Linked DNA regions of Mus musculus: regions 1 and 2 are each linked to region 3. Evidence: chromatin loops called from intact Hi-C (ENCODE). Cell type or tissue: heart. All regions are shown on one strand. Each heading gives the region's core, and the rest is flanking DNA. Links, peaks and the distances in the headings are about the cores only.

Region 1 (5,173 bases), core at 556-4,555, 460 kb after region 3:
AAGATCTTTTGTTTTGTTTTTGGTTTTCATTACTAAGAGCTGATTTTAAACCATGTGTGGCAGCTCATGCCTTTAATCCTAGCACTGGGGAGGCACAGGCCTACTGATCTCTGCTCTACATAGGGAGTTAAGTTCTAGGACAGCTAGAGTCCCATAGCGAGGTCCTGTCTCCGCAAGCAAATGACAAATAGAGAGTGACGCTTAGAACAGAGGTGGTTTGATACCCAAAAAAGAGTGAGTTATGAGTAAGTTTGGATTCAATTGACAAAATACTCGGTCCCAACTTGCTTTCCTTTTTTAAATGGCGGTGAAAGCATGCCTAATTGAGAGAACGTTAGGAAGGAAGGATTTGCCGTGGCTCAGAGTTGGAGGGTGCAATCTGTCTTTCCCATCGGGGACAACATGGTGACACTCACCACATTGCATCTAATCAAGAGCTAAAAGGCAGTTCATGTTGGTGTTCCGCTTGCGTTCTCTTTCCTATTCAGTTCAAGACAGCCCATGCATGGATGTCACCAACCCAAAAGAGGAACTTCCCACTTCAACGAGCACAAGTTAGAGACGCCCTCACAGACACACCCAGGTTTTTCTCCTAGGTGCTGCTGTATTGATATTGGCTGCCACACAACTCATTTCATGATGGAGGCCTGGGCTTGACATTTTTTTTTCCGAAACGTGAATTCCATGACTTGGCAAAAGGAGGTGATCATTTGAACAGTTCTGGATTCGATCCTAGATTTCCCATGTGACCTTGAACAACTTGACTAATGCTAATTACAGACATTTTAAAGTTTCAGGGAAACTAATAGATGTCCCAGGATCTTTCCTTTAAAAACAAACAAACCAATAAGCAAGCCCCCAAAAAACCTTTGACAAGTCCAAAAGCTTTGCTTAGCTTTAAGATAGGGTCTCACTACGTAGCCAGGCTGCAGTAGAGTTGAAAATCCTCCTGTCTTTATCTCCAGAGTTCTGGCTTAACTGGTGTGTGACACCACACTCCACTTTCCCCCAGAGACCTTTGTGTGCATTCCAGATACTGATAGTTATCTTGTTGGAAATTAACAGTGATTTTTTTTTTTTTTCTGCTACAGGGCCTTAAATATTCCGCGCTGACCTGGAACTCTCTATGACCCTAAATTCCTTATCCCTGTGCCTCTATCTCTGCAGGGGTGCAACTCCAGAAATGAAGCCATGTGTGGGCTATGTGATGCTGTGGTTTGAACCTGGGGCCTTCATGCATCTTAGGCAGGCACTCTTACCAAATGAGCTACATCCAAAGGACTCAAAGAGTAGTTATTCTTTCACTAAAATACTAGCACATAGCCTTTTGTATGCACATACTACTTTTTGCCAAGTTCTTCCATGCCTGATTTCACAACAGATAACCAGATTCTCCTGTCTGTCTGTTTGTATTTCCAATGTTGCCCTATCTCACGACTTGTAGTGTCTGGAAGACTCCAGTGAAGGCTTGTGGGAGGATGGGAATGTAAAATGTAGACAGTGCCTTAGTATTATAGACAGATTAACCTCCCACCATAAAGACCACACTTGGAGCACAGCTGTTTGATTTGACGATCTCAAATTGTGGCACATAGCCACTCTCTGAAAGATTTAAAATCTGATACCTGCAGGGCCTCACTGTGGCCCTACCTAAAAAACAAAACCCCAAAGCACCAAACATAGTTAACAGAACAGGTGATTTGTAGTCAACTGAAAAATAGCTGCAAGATTTCATGAGCTTAAGGGTTGATTTACTTTTTCAGGAAGATGAAAAATTGGTATGCTGATTATTTTCATTATAAAGCAGTAATACGCAAAAATACGCTCTTTACTTCCATCAAATGAACTAAAGCAGAGATGAAGGGTTGTGTATCAGGTAAACGTGATGTGGAACACCCTAAAAGGCGTAGAGGCGCCCCGAGTTAGAAGCAAAACCAGCCGAAGACGCTGCCGCGGTGGTCACAAGAAAAGAGTTGTTAGTTCTCAGCTAGAGTGGGAAAATGGTTTCAGAGGAGAAGGGGGTGGGGAGAGGGGAGAGGCGTGCTGGGATTAGGTCTGGATGCGGATGGGAATCCTAGCCAGGATACTGCAAGCCTGCCACTAGGCTGTGTCCCTAACCCAGGCGGGCAAGGAGAACCAGGAGCGGGACCTATGGGTCGTCGCTGTGGGATTGGGATTTCCATCGCAGCGTAGAAGGGAGAAGAGATGGCGAGCACAAGACCGCCACAGGCGGGAAGCCTAAGGTGCCGGGGAAGAAGGACGGCTCTGTAACCAGGCAACAAGGCCCAGGCCCGCCTCCCGCTCCCGTTGCTACGCAACGCCGAGGCCAGGGGGAGGGCGTCGGAGCAGCCCTACGTGCTGACGCTAATTGTATATGAGCGCGAGCGGCGGGCTCTCGGGTCTTTTTTAGCGCCATCTGCTCGCGGCGCCGCCTCCTGCTCCTCCCGCCGCCGCCGCTGCCGCCGCCCTGAGTCACTGCCTGCGCAGCTCCCGCCGCCCGGCTCCGCGTCCGAGCCTCCTGGAACGGTAACGGCTGGGGGCCGGGAGGGCCGGGTGGCGGGGGCCTGCGAGGTGTCGGGCTGAGGCCGCGGGGTGAGCGCTCCGGAGCGGCCATGCGGCCTGAGGGACCCCGGGGAGCGCCGGCGGCTGCGGGGCGCGCGGGACGGCGAGGCCGCGGGAGAGCGGAGGAGGAGGAGGAGGCCACGCCGCGGGGCGCCCTGGGTCGCCCGGCCGCCTCTGCCTCGGTGGAGCCCACCGCGAGGGCAACCCCGGCGAGGCGGGCCGCGGGGATGGGGGACATGGAAGGAACGGTGGCCGCGCGAGTTCCGCCCGCAGGGAGGGGCTGTGCAGGCCGCGCGGCCTCGGCGCGCAGGAGCCGGGGCACGTGGGGACCGCGCCGCGGGCGGCCGGAGACCCCTGCCGGGGCCCACCCGACACCTCCGTCGGAGTTGGAGGAGGAGGAGGGGTCGCCACGAGTACCAGTCCCGCCACGGTCTCACCGGCTCCCTGGGTCTTCCTGGAGGGAACTGTGCTAGCGGATGGGAGGATGGAGGGGCGAGCAGCCTCCACCGCCAGGGTTATAAGGGGTTAACACGTGCAAAGCGTTCAGCCTAGCTATTTTTTTTTTTTTTTTTTTTTAACAAAAGATCTTGTTTTGTGTCTCACAGGTACAGTTAGAACTTCGATGGGTAACGTGGCCGGGGTATATTTGTGTGGAGAGACTTAATCCTAGTCTCCTTAAACCTCCAGATGGTTCTGAGACGAAAACTAAGAAGGGCTGGCTTGTTGGGGGTGGGGAGTGGGGTTCGAGTTTAATAGACCAACAGCGTGGTTCTTCCCTTCAGGCAGCACCCCCTCCCTCCCCCCAGAATTCTCACTAGGGATGAAGTGGAAGGACCATGGGGTGGAACAAGGCATTAATAATATACTGACCAAGCTCAGTGCGCCACATTTCTGTAAAGATCTCAGGAGTGGCATCGGAGGGAGGGCGGAGACAGGTCCTGTCCAGAGGGCAGGGCTTCCCAGACTAAAAGGATGCACCAGGCATACAGGCTATCTTCCAGGGCTAACTACTTCAGACTGTCTCCTGTCTCTAAATTCCAAAATGAGAAACGTTTTAAAGACTTTCCCAACACCTCTAATTTCAGGAGAGCCAACATAAAGTTTACCACTTTTGAAAATAGACGCCATCAAAACACCTTCCCAAACTTAATATCCAAAGAATACTTTGGATTAGAGGAGTGCCTAAAATTTACATTTTTTTGTTTTTTGATTTTTTTGGGGGGGGCGGGATGGGGTGGGGGTGGTGGTTTCCAGACAGGGTTTTTCTGTGTAGCCCTGGCTGTCCTAGAACTCATTCTGTACACCAAACTGGCCTGGAACTCAGAAACCCACCTGCCTCTGCCTCCCAAGTGCTGGGATTAAAGGCGTGCACCTTTAATTTTAAAACTACCAGTAAATGGGAGGTTTCAGTGGTCTTGGAATTCTTATCTTCAGACTTGTTTATGGTTGAAGTGTCTATCCCAGATTTAAACTGTACAACTACTTTAAGTCTGGATTGGAGGGATTTAATCTAGCAGTAGTGGGGACTTAGACATCTGTCATCAAATCTTGACTTAATAGATGTTCTTCTGATGTCAGCATTTAGATTATTAAATAGAAGTTAAAACATATCAAGAAAAGTTTTGTCAGGTTTATCTGTTGCAAAAATACCTGTTCTTTTGTTTTTGGTCTTTGGCCCTATAATTGACAATTTAATACTGATTGTGGCACCTGACTTGCCCTTTCACGAGATTAAAAACAACACTCTTGGCAGAGCCAGTGTGTCTAAAATTCTATAGTTAATTTCCTTATTTGCTTGCTTGTATTGGCTTTAGGTGACATAGGCCAATAAAAGAAAGGGGCTAAATAAGATCTGATAATGTCAAAATACATTATTTTGTTCAGTTTTCAAAGGATTAAAGATGCCTAGAGAAATTCTGACCTGTATCTCATACCATGAGCACATAAGTGATTGATTTGCCTGGGTATGAAGTGCTAAGCTGAGAGGACTGGGAAGAAAGTTGGAAAACCTTAAGGTCATTATGGTGTCTGCTTTACAGAAAACCGCCTGTTAGAATTGTAACTTGACTCAGCCAGTTACACTCAAGTGCATGCTAGAGGTGAGGTCTTGGGAGTGGCTGCCTCACACCTGCTAATAGATGGCTAGACCACCACGTTACTGGGACACCTTGGGTTAGCAACTCATTAGTAAAAATGTAGTTTGGACTTTTTTTACTTCAAAAGTTTCACATTTTTGTTTTAAAGTGGAAAAGGAGGTATAATTTTCTTCCTTTTTATTTTCTCTTTCTATTTTGGTTTTTCGAGACAGGGTTTCTCTGTGTAGTAGTCCTGCCTGTCCTGGAACTCACTCTGTAGACCAGGCTGGCCTCAGAAATCCACCTGCCTCTGCCTCCCAAATGCTGGGATTAAAGCATGCTTCACCATTGCCTGGCTATAATTTTCTTACAATAAATAAAATGCTACAGAGCTGGCTTTTAGAGGTTAAGAGCACTCACTGACTGCTCTTGCAGAGGACCTGGGTTCAATTCCCAGCACCCACATTGTCTCTCACAACTGTAACTGGTGCTAGGGCATCCAACATCCACATGTATAGGGACATAAATGTAAGCAA
Region 2 (5,173 bases), core at 556-4,555, 51 kb after region 3:
GACTTAGTAGGAAGAGCATTTGCCGCACAAGAGCAAGGACCTAGGTTCAACTTCCTTTAACCCAAGCAAAGCCGGGTGGTAGCGCATGTCTATAATAATCCTTGTGTTCCTACAGCCGGGCTGGCATCTGAGGCAGGGGTGGGGAGGCACGTCAAAGTCCAGATACAAGGCGGAAAACAAGTACCATCCAAGATTAGTCTTCTGACCTCCACACCTGCACTCTGGCCCATGAATAACTGTACATGTGTGCCCTCACAGGTACACATACACTTCATATACAGTCATACATGAATATATCATGCACAGACATACCCTTATTCACACACTCACATAACACCTCATTTACATAACACACATACACACCCGAAACAAACAAGAAAAAATGGAAGGAAGGAAAGAAGGAAGGATGGACAGACAGACCAGGAATGGTAGCATAAACTCCTAATCTCAGTTCTCAGGAGACAAAGGCAGGCAGATCCCTGTGAGATTGGACCCAATCTGCTGTCTACACAGTGAGTTCCAGGCCAGCCAGCCCTATATAGTAAACCCTTTGAGAGGGGACAAAGCCAAGTCTGCCTTTTTATTCTTATTGGTAATGTATTGCGACAGTTAATTTTGACTGTCACCTCGATCAGATTAAGAATTGCCTATTAGTAAGGCATGATTGCACAAAGAGCTTTGAGATAATCGATGGTTTAATCACTTGATAGATTCATACGACAACAGGATTACTGGAGGTAATGGAGAAAAGTAGAAGCCTAGTTGAGGAAGTAGATTACTGGGGGGTCAGTCCTCAAGGCCCTCTGCTCCCTTCTGTATTCCCTTTTCCTGGTTCCTATTCACCCATACATAAAGACCAGCCTTGTCTGCCTTTCACTCCAGGCAGCCTGCTACTCTATCTTAGTGTATGGGGCCACACAACTGTGGACTGAAACCATGAGCCCTAAGACGTAATTCCGTAAGTTGTTCTGTTGGGCATAATGTCAGGGACATGAAAAGTAACTTACACTTAGCTTTATAGGCGCCTGTAAAATGGATACCTACACCTAGCTGCACTTACAGGTGGCTACAGTTGGTAGCTACAGTATTTTGTCTACATTCTGACGACATAAAACTACAGAACACTGGTAAGTAATGAGACTGCTTGCTAAATATCCTGAATCTGTCTAGTAAGTGATTACAATTTTTATTGAAACAATGAAACAAATATCCACTTTTGATGAAAGGATCTCTGGGTAGAAGCCAATCTATTTTCCCTTTTCCTCTTTGCTACAAATGGTTAATTAGTTTCTCTCTCAGAGCTTTGGTTTTCTTAAGCTCAACTTCTTGAGCCGTGCAATGCACATACATATATACACGTGTAAAGTGATTCAGAGAAAATCCTATTGTAAAGGCATTGCCCTCTGTCTTTTTCAGCTATGTGCAACTTCCTCTCAAAAAGCAGAGTTGCAGTGGAAAACACAGATATCTCAGAGTCTTTCTGAGGGATATTTATTTGATGTTTCATCAATAGTTTCCCACAGAGATATATAATTAATGTAAAAACATTTGTCAACTATAAAAGAGGAGACTGCGGGGTGGCTCAGCAGGTCTCATAGACCTGAGTTTGTCCTCTGGAACCCATGGAAATGGAAAGCAGAAAAATGACTCCACCGAGTTGTCTGCTGAACTCAACAGTGTGCTGTGACACTTGCACCCTCCCCAGATTATCACACACACACATGCACACACACACACATGCATGCACACACACACACACACACACACACACTCTTACATATACATACATACATTCATGCACACATAGACATACATACATGCATACATACACATACATGCATACACACATATATACACATGCTCATATACCCATACATACATATACATGCACATACATACATACATACATACACGGACATGCACACATAATTACACATGCACACACATACATACACCACATGCACACACATACATACACCACATGCACACATTACACATATGCACACATATATATATATACATACCACATACATTCATATATACACACATATATATATATGCGCTCATATACCCGCACATACATATATACACATACATACACATGAACACACACACATGCACACACGCACACATACACACACACACACACACACACACACACACACATTCTGAATCATTAAACATAAAGAAAAATGTTTCAATATTTCTTTTCTCAAAAAAAGCTACAAGCTACAGACCGTTCCATTCTTCTGAGTGAAAATAAGGAAATATGAATGGCAATGAGTAATACTGAGGTCTCCCGAAACATCACCACACACACAGTTAAACGTGAAAGGACCCAAGAGAGTCCCATCGGAGAAACTCTATGGCCGGGTGGTAATTTTCCATCTTCCATTTCTGGGAGATTTGGCAGGAAGCGTTTCCTGATGGCCTTCCTTTTCCCGTGCATATTTAAAGCTATTTATAACTACTGTGTATTTCTCATATTAAAAATGTTCCCCTACCCTTTGACCAGCTACCCCAGACAAACTTTAAGCAGAACTTAGACGTGGGACTGGTTCCATCTCTTGTGTCTCCTCTCACATAGGAAACACTCTCTCTCTCTCTCTCTCTCTCTCTCTCTCTCTCTCTCTCTCTCTCTCTCTCTCTGAAGATGTTCTCCAAGTTCCTCCTCTTCTTCCTCTAACTGAAAGCTCCAGGGAGGAATATGTACTTACCATTGTTTGAGAATGAATCCTGCTTCGTGGAGGAAATAAGAAAGCCTTGGGTCTCTGGGGATGACCCTCTTTTCTTTGTCTTCTGAGATACGCACATTCATTTCCTTGTTTATTACTTTTTGAAACAGGGCCTTACTATGTATCCCTGAGTGTCCTGGAACTCATTATGTAGACAAAGTTGTCTTGGATCTCAAAGAAATCCATCCGCCTCTGCCTCTCAAGGACTGGGATTAAAGCATAGTCTACCACGCACCTTGAGATAGATCCTTAGGCCTTCAGATATCTTAGTATGTGTTCCTTAGTAAGAACTTATTATATTCATACCTCAGCCTTCCAGTCATGAGTGACAAGTACGTGCTGCTATGTCCAGCTTGCGATGGCATCGTCTGGTAACTTTTCCAGGTGCCAGATGGGGCTATGTATGCTGTAGGTCTTTTAAAGTGTTGCTCTGGTCTTATGGCAGTGGGTCATCCCAGCACAATCTCAAGTGGCATACACAACCAGGCACAGCCTCCTGCCCCAGTGCTTACCACCATGCTGACACTGAACTGTCCCACTTCTGGAGTTGTATGTGGGCTTTGGGGTTTCAGAAGCCCCAGTCAGTGCCAGTGACTCTTTCTCTTCCTGCTGCCTGTGGGTCCAGATGTACAACTCTTAGCTACCTCCCCAGCACCATGGCTGCCTGTGTGCTGCCATGCCTCCCGCTCGCAAGGATAATGGATTAAACCTCTGAAATTATAAGCCAGCCTCAATGAAATGCTTTCTTTTGTAGGTGTTGCCATGGTCATGGTGTCTCTTCACAGCAATAGAACAATGACCAAGACAGCACAAGTCTTTAAACTTGCAAAGCCCACCTCCAGTGACATGCAACTTCCAACAAGACCACACTTCCCAAACCTCCACAAATACTGTCACAAATGGTACCAACTGCGAACCAGGTGTTCAAATATATAAACCCAGAGGGGATATTCTCACTCAAACCACCACAGCAGGCTCTGAGCACCTTAGGGCATTTAAGTTTTCTTGAATGACTCATTTCAAATTCTCTTTAAATTGATAACACCTACCAGCATGTTTGTAATCAACTGATACATTTGTGTACAATGACCCTTATGTTATATCTATAGATACCAGTATTTTATATTGTGTTAGGCTAAGTCCAGTGATGATAGAAAGACCACTGATAACTTGATAAGAAAAGCACAGTTAGTAGAAATGACGAGTGTAGACATAGGAGATAAGAGGGAAATCCCGCCCCTCGAGGCTGAAACAAGGCTCCTGGGAGCTCATCACGCACATCGGGACTGAGGTCGACATGTTTGGAGGCTGTGACAGTTAATCTCCATTTTCAACTTGTTGGAACCATGGGATCACCATGAAAACACATGCATTTGGGTGTGTCCATTGAGCCATCCTTCCACCTCCTGAAAGTCTATTCTTAACTGTAATTCTACCTTCTCGTTTTTATGGAGCTGTAACCATTTCTTGTGTGTGTGTGTGTGTGTGTGTGTGTGTGTGCATGTGTACATGTATACACACATATGTGTTAGGACTATGAGTAGGCCATGTACAAAAAGAATATCCTATCGGTAATTCTCCATGCAACTATCTCCAAAGCCTGAAACTCATTAACACCTTCCCCCGCGGTTCGTGATAACATTACTGCCGTGCTTCCCGCTGCACAAGCACAGTTCACGTTTCTCTGATTATTTCCTAACAGCGATGACAGATCTGTACTGGACTGCAAACACAGAATGATTCAGACTTCGCTGTGGCAAAGGCACTGTCGAAACAAATACATGATACTTCATAATTGCTGTTACTCCAATGTAGCTGTGATTTGTGGCTATAACACCCCAGTTCCTGTGACCTCTATTGGGAACTCAGAGTGACCATGATCCTTTCAGGGAACTGCGCCTCTAAGACAACCCCATCTATTAACAGAACCTTGGCAGCCACTTGCTTTGGTTTGGTTTGGATTGGGTTTTGGATTTTGAGACAAGATCTCTCTATGTAGCCCCAGCTGTCTTGGAACGTACTATGTAAACCAGGCTGCTCTTAAACTCACGGGGATCCACCTGCCTCCATCCCACCACACCCGGCTCTCAGAGGCCATTTATGAACTCAAGCACTTTTGGAATGTGTGTTTCATCTCTGAGTGCCAGGGACAGGGCTCCCCTGGGGATTTGAAGATAAACTATGGAAGAATTTACAGATCAGGGGGTCAGCATAGATACCCTCCTCTGCCTGAGAGAGGGTCTTTTTGAAATCGGTCCAAACTAGCAGTCTATGCCACCTTAAAAAAAAAATCAACTATTGCTGATCATGTTTGAAAACTTAGCCACACGGGGGAATTTTTAAAATTCCAGTTAATATTGTGTTCCTCCATGCTCTCCTTGCATCTTATCCTGAAGTATCTCTGTAGCACTTTGAATAACACCAGACATCCTCACTGT
Region 3 (5,173 bases), core at 497-4,496:
TACTCCTTTAATTCCAGGACTTGGGAGGCAGAGGCAGGCAGATCTTTGTGAGTTCAAGGCCAGTCTGGTCTACAAAATGAGTTCTCTGACAGCTAGGACTACACAGAGATACCCTGTCTCACCCGCCCTGCCAAAAAAAAAAAAAAACTTCAATACATATAAATTTCTAAATTACTCAAAAAGAAAGCAACACTTCTTCTGATAGTAAGCGTGGAAAGATGCCCTTACCAGAGCCCCTAAAGTGTGTTCATTGATGAATTTTGACATATATTCCCGTACGGTTAAACAAAGTCTGGAAACATCGATAGTTTCTGATGAACAAATAGGAAAAAAGCTTTAAGAAGTTTTTACTTTCTATCATTTAATTATTGAGGATTCCAAATTAGAATCCAGGACTAGGGATGAGGTGCTGGTAACAGGGGCTTGCCTAGTATGCACAAAGCTCTGGGTTCAAACCCCAGCACTGCGTAAACTGGGTGTTGTGGCACATAGCTGATCCAAGGTAAGAGAACTAGAAATTCAAGGTCATTCTCAGATACAGAGGGAGTTGAAGGCTACAAGGCACCACGCCTGGGAGAGAAAGAAGAAGAGCAGGAAGGGATGGAGATAAATAAAACAGAAGCCGTGACAGAAAGGTAACCCAGTCAGTGTGACACAAAAGCCTGGGCTCTCCATTATCTCCTTAATGGGCCATTAGTTAAGCAGCATCATTACCATCATCATCATCCCAACTTCACACACTCTAGACAAACAGCATGCCCCGTTCTGCTCCTAGCACACTGTAAGGAGTGCATCAGGTCTACCGCAGGAGCAATTAACTAACCACAGAAAATGAGGACTATTTCAGTCGGTCCCCAACGTTCCAGACTTACACTTACTAGACCTAGTGCTTACTTGGCAAAAGAAGTCTCTATCTTACCAATTTCACCTCTGAGCAATAGGGAAGTTGATTTTCTAGTAAGATTCCATCTGTTAAATAACAGACTGGTGACACCTTAAGTTCAAGCTCTCTATATACCAAGCAATCTCTAGATTTACTAGTAGGTTAAGAAAAACAACAACTGTTTTGAGACACAGTGCCCCTATGCAGCCCTGGCTGGCCTGGAACTTGCTATGTGGATTAGTCTGACTTCAAACTCAGAGACATTCCTGACTCCCAAGTACTGGGTGTGAATGACCACACCCTGCAAAATTATGTTTAGGGTAACAAACAACATACATTTTTACAAAGAGGAAAGGTTTTTGTTTTTGTTTTTGTTTTTTTGTGTGTGTGTGTGTGTGTGTGTGTGTGTATAGTTTGGTCTCACTGAGCCACAAGCTGGCTTCCAACACATTATACTCTCAAAGATAGCTTTGAGCTCCTAATCCGTCTCTCTCTACCTCCAAACATCCACTGAGTGCCACAGTACATTAAAATACATAAGACACTTTTAAGTGCTTGAAATATACCCACAGGAACCGATGAGCAGAAATATTCCTTAACCCCAAATACAACACAACATCTGAAAACTTTCTGGACATATTTTAGGACCTTGTGTAAACCAAAAGAAATCTTTCTAAGTTTATTGCCACTTTAATTTTTCAGAAAGTTTCTTCTTACTGCATAGCTGTGTCAGAAACCCAAAACAGTCTTTTCTAATGAGACTTGTCTCAGCATATATTTCTAAGAAACTGTCTCAGTTTGTGTGTGTGTGTGTATGTGTGTGTGTGTGTGTGTGTGTGTGTGTGTGTGTGTGTATGATCAAGTTAAGAGATAATAGGGTATTAATACGAAAGTGGTCCTTTGTATTTACAATTAAAAAAAAAAAAACAAGACACAAAAGCCAGGAAGAAATAAAATCAATCGAATGCAAAGTAACCACGTTTATTCGAACACCACGGATCTGGACACCATTCTCAACCTCAAAACACGACCTGAGTTCTGCAGGAAGCTGCGCTACACTTTCCTGCCCTCCCCGCATCTCACCGTGCACCGATGATAATAATAATAATAATAATAATAATAATAATAATAATCAACAAACCTGGATACACAAAGAATTGCTTCCAGGCCTTTACTAAACACAAACTCAGCTACAAACTGGGAGGTAAACAACGGGCAGAACCTGACGGCTCCGGCAGAGAAAACTGTTCCCGTCCAGGAGATACAAAAGAAAAAACGGTGGGAAACGTGTTGCGCTGTCTACCCTCCCTGACAGTCCCCAAACAGCGCTACTTTGTGACAAGCTAATGGGTGCGTGCGTTTATTCGCCAAAGTTCAGACCCTCTCTCTTTTTGTTTTTTTGTTGTTTTCTTTTCTTTTCTTTTTAATAGCCTAAGGGCAAACACACCCCGAAATTCGCTGTCCCCAGCGGCGAGCTGGTTGCTATGGCATAATCTGGAAGGACATCACTTTGCCCAGGAAAACTACGATCCCCGGGGAACGAGTGAACTGATGGGAAGGGTCGTGTCATCCGCCACCGAGAAAGAGGGGACGAGGAGAGAGTTAAAACCAAACAGCAGATCGGCTGCCTCCCCTGCCTGGGGAGGCTTGGAGCGAGACCAGGGGCTCCGGCCGAGGTTCCAAAGTGTCAGCAGGCCCCCGTCGCCCCTGCACCCGCAGGCAGCGCGGCGACACCACAGGACCATCGCCATCCCCACCTCTGTCCTCCAGGCACCGCCAGGGACGGCGTCCCAGAGCCCGCCCCGGCCGGGCCCGCCCCGCTATCTCCTCCCCCGTTATCCGCTCGCTCGCCGCCGCGCTCGGGCCTGGACTCGCTTTCTTCAGCCTCCCCCGGGGTCCCGCCACAGGTCACCGCGCCGGACGCCTCGGCCGCCGCCCCGGGCGAGGCTGAGGGAGCGAGGCCGCGGGACCGCAGGGTCCCGGGAAGGCGCTCGGCGCCGTCCCTCACCTCCGGGTGGAGAAGGGGCACGCAGCCCGTTTCGGTCTCGTACTCATCCGGGCCGTCCGCCATCTTGGTGTTAAATCCCTCCTCCCGCTGCATGCTGGGAGAAAGCGTTTCAGCCTCGCGGGGCTCGGCAAGGCGGAGGGCGAGCGCGAGGGCGAGCGCGAGCCCGGATGAGGGCGACGCGGCGCCACCGCCACCGCCGCCACCTCCTCTTCCCTCCGAGCCCCCGGGACGCCCCCTCAGCCCCTCCCGCCGCGGAGGGCGCGGGTCCCGATGCGCGTGCGCCGGCCCGGCCCGACCCGGCCCGGGGCTGGAGTGTGCTCTCTGCTGCACTGCGCCGGGGCAGCGGACCGCGTTGGGCGTGGGCGCCGCGGCCCGGGGGCGGGTCCCGGTCGGAGGCCGATGCTGCTGCTGCTGCTGCTGCTGCTCCTCGGCTCCGGCCACCCGGGAAAGGCCGCGCGCGACACAAGACGGAGATCCAGAGCCGCGCAGGGCAGGGTCCCGAGCCTTCCAAGGGCTGGAAGGGCTTAGGGTGTGACCCTGGGAGAGCAAGGATGCGTTCTCCTCGCCTCCGCACCTGTGCCTCGGGGACACCGGGAGAAGCAAGGACAAAAAAAAAAAAAAAAAAAATTGGCTTCCTTGAAAAAGCTTTTGTTGTGTGATGCCCTCTTTGCGATTGAGCTAGGGCATTTTTTTTTAAAATCCTTGCTTTTGACAAGGTCAAAGCCCCACACTTTCCCATCTGCTGCATTTTAATAGGGACCCGGGGATTCAAAAGTGAAACCTTTTTAAAATGAAAGCTCTAGAGTGTGACCCAGATAAAAATGATTAAAGCCGGCTTTAAGAGGATATTGGGGTTGGGAGGGGGCTGATGGAACAATTGCAGAAAGGATTTGTTTCTGGTTTGGGCTACTAGGGATTGTAAATCTCTACAGCGCCAGGGAACATTTAGCAAAGAGCGATCTGATTAGAGATTCTGATACTAACCAGTCCCCTGTCAAAGCCAAATCAGCCAAAGATCACCAGAGGGGAAAAAACCTGCAGTCGGACAAAGCCAGATTTACTGGTAGATCGGGAGGAAGGCACGTCAGAGGAAAAAAGGATGGGGCATGGAAGAGGAAACCCCTTTGTAAGGTTTATATTCCCGCCAAAAGAATCTGAGGAGGGTCTGGGGAGAGCTGAGATCGGTTCTGGATTGGACATAATCGATTCTGAGGAGGTGAGGAAAAACCAGGAGTAACAAGGCATTGGACGAGATCACGAGGCTAGGTCCGTTCAATACTGTGCTCTCCCAGTAACAAATGAAAACGGCAAAGTAGACCTAGTATTCGTCGGTAAACGGGCAGTAATCACTCAGAAAAAGGATGAATATGCTATTTTATAGCTGCTTCTGGTGGGGGGAAAGAAGCGGTCTCTTTGGCGCTGCCTGTCTCTGTGTGTATCCTCTCAGCAGGGCTTTTCCTTCCGGCACGGACCGATTTTCTTTTCTTCTTTTTTTTTTTTTCTTTCTTTCTTTTTTTGTCCTGGCAGAAACCAGAAACCATGCAATTCTAAACAGAATTCCTAGTTTTTCGTTCACAGCACCGAAATTTTCTTCAGTCACGTGTCAGCATGAACAGACTCTTTTTTTTTTTTCCTGTAATATTACAGGCTCGATCTCCTTACCCTTAGGCTTTTGCATTTACCCAAATCTAGGGGAAAAAAAAAGAGTAAAGAAACAGTTGAGAGGGTGTGGCATTCAAACCAACATGAAATGAACGACAGAACTAGGTATGGGGAACAAAAACAAAATAATTTGTATGAGTGCCCATGGAGTGCAGGTGTATGGTGGACATCTTCATAAAAGAGGTGTTCAACCTGAGAAGCCTGGGTTCACAGAGGGCTTTGAAAGAACGGTCCAAATTAATTGAGTCAGCAAAATCTACTGTTTAGCCCACGTGGTGGTTTGGTAATTTAAAAAGCTGTAGGTTAACTAGATAACAAAATTAAGTAAATCAAGATATTTCTTTTTTTTTTTTTAATGTAGGGATTTTGTTGTTGGTTTTGTTTTGTCGTTGGCTCTTTCTTCTTTCTGTCCACTATGAGTCAACCTGCTTTTTCCATGATGCTCCCACTACCACGATGCTTGGCTTCACTCAGGCCAAGAATCAATGAAGACAAAGATAACTGAAACCTCCAAAACCATAGACCGAAATTAATCCTTCCTCGTCTGAAGAAAGAAAGAAAGAGAGAGAGAAGGAAGGAAAGAAAGAGAGAGAAGGAAGGAAAGAGAGAGAGAGGGAAGG

What was found. A loop is a pair of places that touch in the nucleus more often than their neighbours do. Peaks named below come from ENCODE experiments on the same cell type or tissue, not always from the same donor. Only the 100,000 strongest peaks of a DNase experiment are listed, where the experiment ranks them.
Region 1: it touches region 3 in a loop (2.1-fold over the local background); 2 of 42 quality-filtered maps call a loop at or near these places.
Region 2: it touches region 3 in a loop (2.3-fold over the local background); 4 of 42 quality-filtered maps call a loop at or near these places.

What each region holds. Positions count from the first base shown.
Region 1 is chr10:111,470,826-111,475,998 of GRCm38, forward strand. Nap1l1 (nucleosome assembly protein 1-like 1) reads left to right here and starts at 2,402. Exons shown (of 16, transcript NM_015781.5): 1 at 2,402-2,526. In heart, for the core only: a CTCF peak has its summit at 2,411; a DNase peak (open chromatin) is centred at 2,316; H3K4me3 peaks cover 2,284 bases; H3K27ac peaks cover 1,744 bases.
Region 2 is chr10:111,058,416-111,063,588 of GRCm38, forward strand. All of the region lies in intron 1 of Gm51781 (a long non-coding RNA gene), which reads right to left. Among named protein-coding and RNA genes, the nearest start is that of Gm51781, 5.5 kb to the right of the region's middle. In heart, for the core only: no CTCF peak of the experiment used is centred there; a DNase peak (open chromatin) is centred at 2,436.
Region 3 is chr10:111,007,047-111,012,219 of GRCm38, forward strand. Zdhhc17 (zinc finger, DHHC domain containing 17) reads right to left here and starts at 3,020. Exons shown (of 17, transcript NM_172554.2): 1 at 2,892-3,020. The coding sequence starts at 2,984. In heart, for the core only: a CTCF peak has its summit at 2,640; DNase peaks (open chromatin) are centred at 2,745, 2,985 and 3,855; H3K4me3 peaks cover 2,839 bases; H3K27ac peaks cover 2,322 bases.